Linked DNA regions of Homo sapiens: region 2 is linked to region 1. Evidence: read pairs that join two places in POLR2A ChIA-PET (ENCODE). Cell type or tissue: Panc1. All regions are shown on one strand.

What was found. ChIA-PET counts read pairs that join two places held together with the same protein. Peaks named below come from ENCODE experiments on the same cell type or tissue, not always from the same donor. Only the 100,000 strongest peaks of a DNase experiment are listed, where the experiment ranks them.
Region 2: POLR2A ChIA-PET joins it to region 1 with 7 read pairs; 2 of 35 experiments call an interaction of 5 or more read pairs at or near these places.

Annotation. Positions count from the first base shown.
Region 1 is chr11:75,891,908-75,894,407 of GRCh38, forward strand. The region is part of intron 5 of UVRAG (UV radiation resistance associated); the gene reads left to right. Among named protein-coding and RNA genes, the nearest start is that of UVRAG, 78 kb to the left of the region's middle. In Panc1, no CTCF peak of the experiment used is centred here; no DNase peak of the experiment used is centred here.
Region 2 is chr11:75,319,501-75,322,000 of GRCh38, forward strand. All of the region lies in intron 1 of ARRB1 (arrestin beta 1), which reads right to left. Among named protein-coding and RNA genes, the nearest start is that of MIR326, 14 kb to the right of the region's middle. In Panc1, no CTCF peak of the experiment used is centred here; no DNase peak of the experiment used is centred here; H3K27ac peaks cover 2,344 bases.

The DNA.
Region 1 (2,500 bases):
GGAGGGGAAAGAAAAAAAAAGGATAGGTGATAGATAAATGTAGATCAGAACATTGGCTTTATTACTAATAAAACTGATGGACAAATGTGATTTAAATTATGTGACTAAAAGAGTTTGCTGTGACTAAAAGGGCTTGTCGATTCCTTCTATATACTTCCTCTTGGACTGAACCTCCCCCACAAAATAACAAAACAAGTGAAACCAAGGTCTTCCTCTTATAGGAACAAAGCCTGAGCCTCCAAGCCAGAAGCAAAGTTTGTATGCGTGGTTAGACAGGTTGTTTCTGATTGGAGAGAACCTGGAAAGAATTAAGCCAGTCACACACAGGTCCATCTCTGAAGCCCAGCCATCAGATCAGTCATCTGCTGGTCCTGGAGAGGAGTGAGTGGAGGACACAGAGAAACTGCAGATGCTCCTTTCATGACCTTTTCTCCTGAGAAATGGAGTGGGGCATTTGTCTCCTGTGTGGGAACATGGGAATGCAGAGTAAGTGTTTCCCTCTAACGGGAATAATAGCTAGTATTTAGTGAGCACTTCTATGCTGGCACTATTCTAAACACTTTACACATTTTACCTTATTTAAACCTCACACTTGGCCTTTCATAGAAGAGGAAGTTGGCACAGAGAACTTAAGTAACTTTCCCCAAATTACGCAGCTCCCTGAGTAGCAGAGCTGCGATTCAAAAGCAGATGGTCAGTACATGCTTATTGAATATATGATCGTAATTAGTGGTGTACTTTCCCCTATTGTCCTTCAGTTAGTGAGCTTTGTTAATTGGATAAGTTCAGCAGATCTTGCCCCCTTTACCAGCTTTCAAATGAACACCTGACATGTAGACTGAACCTTAAAAAACCTTGTCTTTTTTAACAAAGCCGCAAGCAGAGTTTCCAGTCAAGATGACATTGTAAGTGTACACTTTGAGACCTTCCTCAGCACCAAGCAAGAAGCAAGGATTGATGAAATCGGAGAAATGTAAAAGAAATATTCCTGGCCGGGTGCTGTGACTCACGCCTGTAATCTCAGCACTTTGGGAGGCCGAGGCAGGTGGATCACAAGGTCAGGCATTCAAGACCAGCCTAGCCAACGTGGCGAAACCCCATCTCTACTAAAAACACAAAAATTAGCCAGGCATAGTGGCGGGTGCCTGTAATCCCAGCTACTCTGAGGCTGAGGCAGGAGAACTGCTTGAACCCAGGAGGTGGAGGTTGCAGTGAGCCGAGATCGCACCACTGCACCCCAGCCTGGAGGCCAGAGCAAGACTCCGTCTCAAAAAAAAAAAGAAAAAAAGAAGAATTATTCCTTCCTAAAACAAACAAGAAACCAAGGCAATAAACATCTCCCAAACAGAAGTGGAATAGAAACACAAAGAAGTGGGAAGAAGCAGAAGACTTGGGCCTTCTGGCCACTCTGCCCAGAAGTAGGCAGAAAGATGGGCTCTTCAGGGTAAAATGAGCACTAAATGAGCACGAAAAGCTGAGTGGGGCTCTCCCTATTAAAAAAAGGGCCGAGAAAAGACAGCTTAGAGAAACTGCAGAACTTTAAGAATAATCCTAAAAGGGGAAATTTGAAAAGCTACCAGCGAGAAAGGAAATATTACTCACAAATTAGGCTGACAGCAGACTTCTCATCAGCAGCAGTAGATGCCAGAAGAAATAGGTCTTCAATGCGCTGTTAATTATTAATTGTTTCTAGTAAACTTTCAGTCAAGAGTGAGGGTAATTTGAGACCAGCTAGGGTAACATAATGAAATACTATCTCTACCAAAAAAAAAAAAAAAAAAAAAAAAAAATTAGCCAGGCATGGTACATGGCTGTAGTCCAAGCTACTTGGGAGGCTGAGGTGGGAGGATTGTTTGAGCCAGGAATTTGAGGCTGCAGTGAGCTGTGATCGCACCATTGCACTCTAGCCTATGTGACAGAAAAAAAAAAAAAGCGAGGGTGAGAGAGCATTTTATTGATTGAGACAGAGTCTCACTCTGTTGCCCAGTCCCACCTCTGAGTAGCAGGGATTATAGGTGTGAACCACTGCACCTGTCAGGGATAGTTTTAAATGCATAAAGATTGAGAGTTTACTACCCACAGACCCTTTACCCATGCTGAATGATGCACATAGAAGATGATACCAAAGGGAGCATATAGTGTATAAGAAAACAGCAAGGGGTATACAAATGGTTAAAACATTAGTGAATTTAATTTCTGACTGTAAGCTAACAAACAAAAATAAATATCTGATAAACCTATGTGTTTTAAGGTGAAAGAAGCTAGGCCATTGTTATTCAAAATGTAGTCTGGACCGCTGCTTGTCTAGGAACTGTCTGTCACAATCTGTGGTGAGCAACGTGGAAAAAGTGAGGGTAAAAGTTTCAAAACTTCTATAGCAATTTGACGTTATTGTGACTCTTCATTGTATTTTACAAAAGTATCAGTTCACAATGGAATGAAGAAAAAAAAAACTCCAGCCAACTGGTCTTTCCCCACAGAGAGTGAAAAGCATTGCCCT
Region 2 (2,500 bases), 570 kb before region 1:
AACTCTTACTCATCCTTCAAAATGCAGTTGGGCTCTGGGAAGTGTTCCCTCAGCACCTTGTCCGTCCTCACTGCTCCATCAGGTCACCCTGCGATTTCCTGGCTGCTCCTCCAGCCATTCACTGCACAAAAATTTAATAAGCATCTGCCCTGCCCCAGGCACAGTGCAAGGTGCTAAGGCTACAAGGCCGAGGTTGGGCTCTGTCAGGCCAGGATGTACGCTGGTTTCATCCCTGTGAAGCTCTGTAAGCCAGGAGGAGCAGACAGGGAAAGGGACCGTAAGGGTCCCCAGGGGGACCCCTTGGGGTTTGAAAAATTAGAAGTACTCAAATTCTACATTCCAGGCCACTTGCCTAGGTGGTGGGGTGGAGGGTAGCCCCCACCCAGTGCTTCCAGGCCTGGAGTAAAGATGCTTGGCAAAGCAGCACAAAACTCCTACCAAACAAATACGAAGCATGCTATGTACCTCTGTGTCAAGAGGCCCAGTTGGCTGTGAACTCCCCAGGAAACCGAAGCCCCATCGGGGACAGGGATGAGACCAAAGTCCCCCCCAGAGCAGGAGGCAGCCCTGGAGTGGTCCTGCAGCCTCTTCTCCCAGGAGATTTGGGCTTCAACAGAGGAGGAAGAGAAGAGGTGAGGTGCCCCCATCCTGAAGGATTTGCCTACAGACCCTCCACTGGTGAAGAGGGCATTAAGGGTGCACCCTGGGAAGCCACAGCCCACAGAAGCCCCAGGCCGGAGAGGATGGCTGCTGCCTGCCCAAGGTGGGGAGGGGGCTGGAGTGGAGCCAGGCTGGCGGAGGAAACATCTTGATCAGCAAGCAGGAGGAAAGGAGGAGGAATGAGAAAGGAGGAAAGAGCCAGACATGCAAACTCCTCCGCCTCCTCCTTCCAACCAAAACAGAATCCCCAGCAGACTGAGACCTGTGGAGAAGGAGGCGGGAAAGAAGCTGAGGCCTCCAAGGGCGGGTGGCTGGATGGTGGCCCTGAGGCTGGAGCCTCTGAAAGCTTGGGGGGCTGGATAGCCCCACCAGAGATGGGGAGGGATCAGTCATCAGGGCCTGCTCAGCTCTGTTCCCGCAAGGGCTGAAGGCTCCAGGAGGAAGAGGCCATGGGCTCCACATGGTAACTCCGATTCCTCCTTCGAGACCCCACTCAAGTACCCAACTCTTCCCAAAGCCCTCAGACCTGACCTCAGCTGGGCTGGCTCCAGCACCGCACAAACTCAAAAACATTGTAGAGTAAAATTCATCCTAGTCTCTGGAAAGCCTGGAATCTGCTAGGAAACCCAAGGAACCCAGAAGAGGAAGTGCCAGCACAGAGATGGCCCTGGACTCCCAGACCACTGGGCGCTGGGACACACTTCATTTCCATTCGCAAAGCCTTCATGGGGGCCTTTTCCTCTGGTGGGACAGGAGGCTGGGATGAGGAGACAGGAGGGGCCATGGGAGCTGAGCAATAGGGAGACATCATCTTTGCCCCTCTGCCCTCAACACAACACACGTGCACAGACACACACATACACTCACTAGTGGGGGCTAAGAGGCTCCCAGGGACCTATGTGTCTTGGACAAATCCTTTGACTTCTCTTGTTCTCTGTTTTCCCTCACCTGCACACCTGCTTTCCTGCCCTCCTTCCTTTCAGGAGAGGCACAAGGTAAAGTTTAGGCCTCCAGGTAGGTAAGAACAAAGGCCTCTGGTATGACCTCAGCACGTGGAAGAAAATCCCACCCCACGTGGAAGAAAATCCCACCCCATTCCTGCTCACCCCCCCCCACCACCATCCCCCCACCTCTTCCTCAGGACTCTATTATGGCAGAGTGAGCCTGGGAGGCAGAAGCTGTGGTCAGGAAAGTAGGCAGCCAGGCTTGGAGCCCAAGGGGAGAGTGACCACCAAAGTAACCCATCTCCTGTCCAGGGCCTTTTCTCTCCTTCTTCTCTCCCTGCTGGCGGAAACCACCTTCCTTACACACATGCTCACCACCATTTGAGAGAGGCTTTATGGGATGACTTTAGTCTGTGTTTTCCTTACAGCCCTCATCTGAGTTACTTGAAGCTGCTGGAATTTAGGGGTCCTTCTTTCATTCACTTTTTTATCCTAGTGAACTGGTCTGCCTTGGTTGGAACCGGCTAGAGGGCATCAGTCAAGTGACCTCCCCTCACTCAACTTGTTTCTTCATCTGTAAAATGGGATGATAGCAGTGCCCACCCCATCAGGTTGTTCTGAGGATTAAGTGAGTGTAGTGTCTGGCACCTAGTAATACACATTAGATCTTCTTATGAATATTCAACAGAATTTATTGAGCACCTATTGTGTGTCAGATGCTGTTGGCCATCAGACATATGGTGAATAGGGCAGATTTGGGCAAAGGGCCCTGTCTACATAAAGCTTCCCGTCTGGCCAGGGAAACTGCAGGGCTCTGCACTACACAACTCCTTTGGTTACCATGACACAGATCACAGTGCAAACAGAACACAGAGCGTTCCTACAAGCAGGTAACA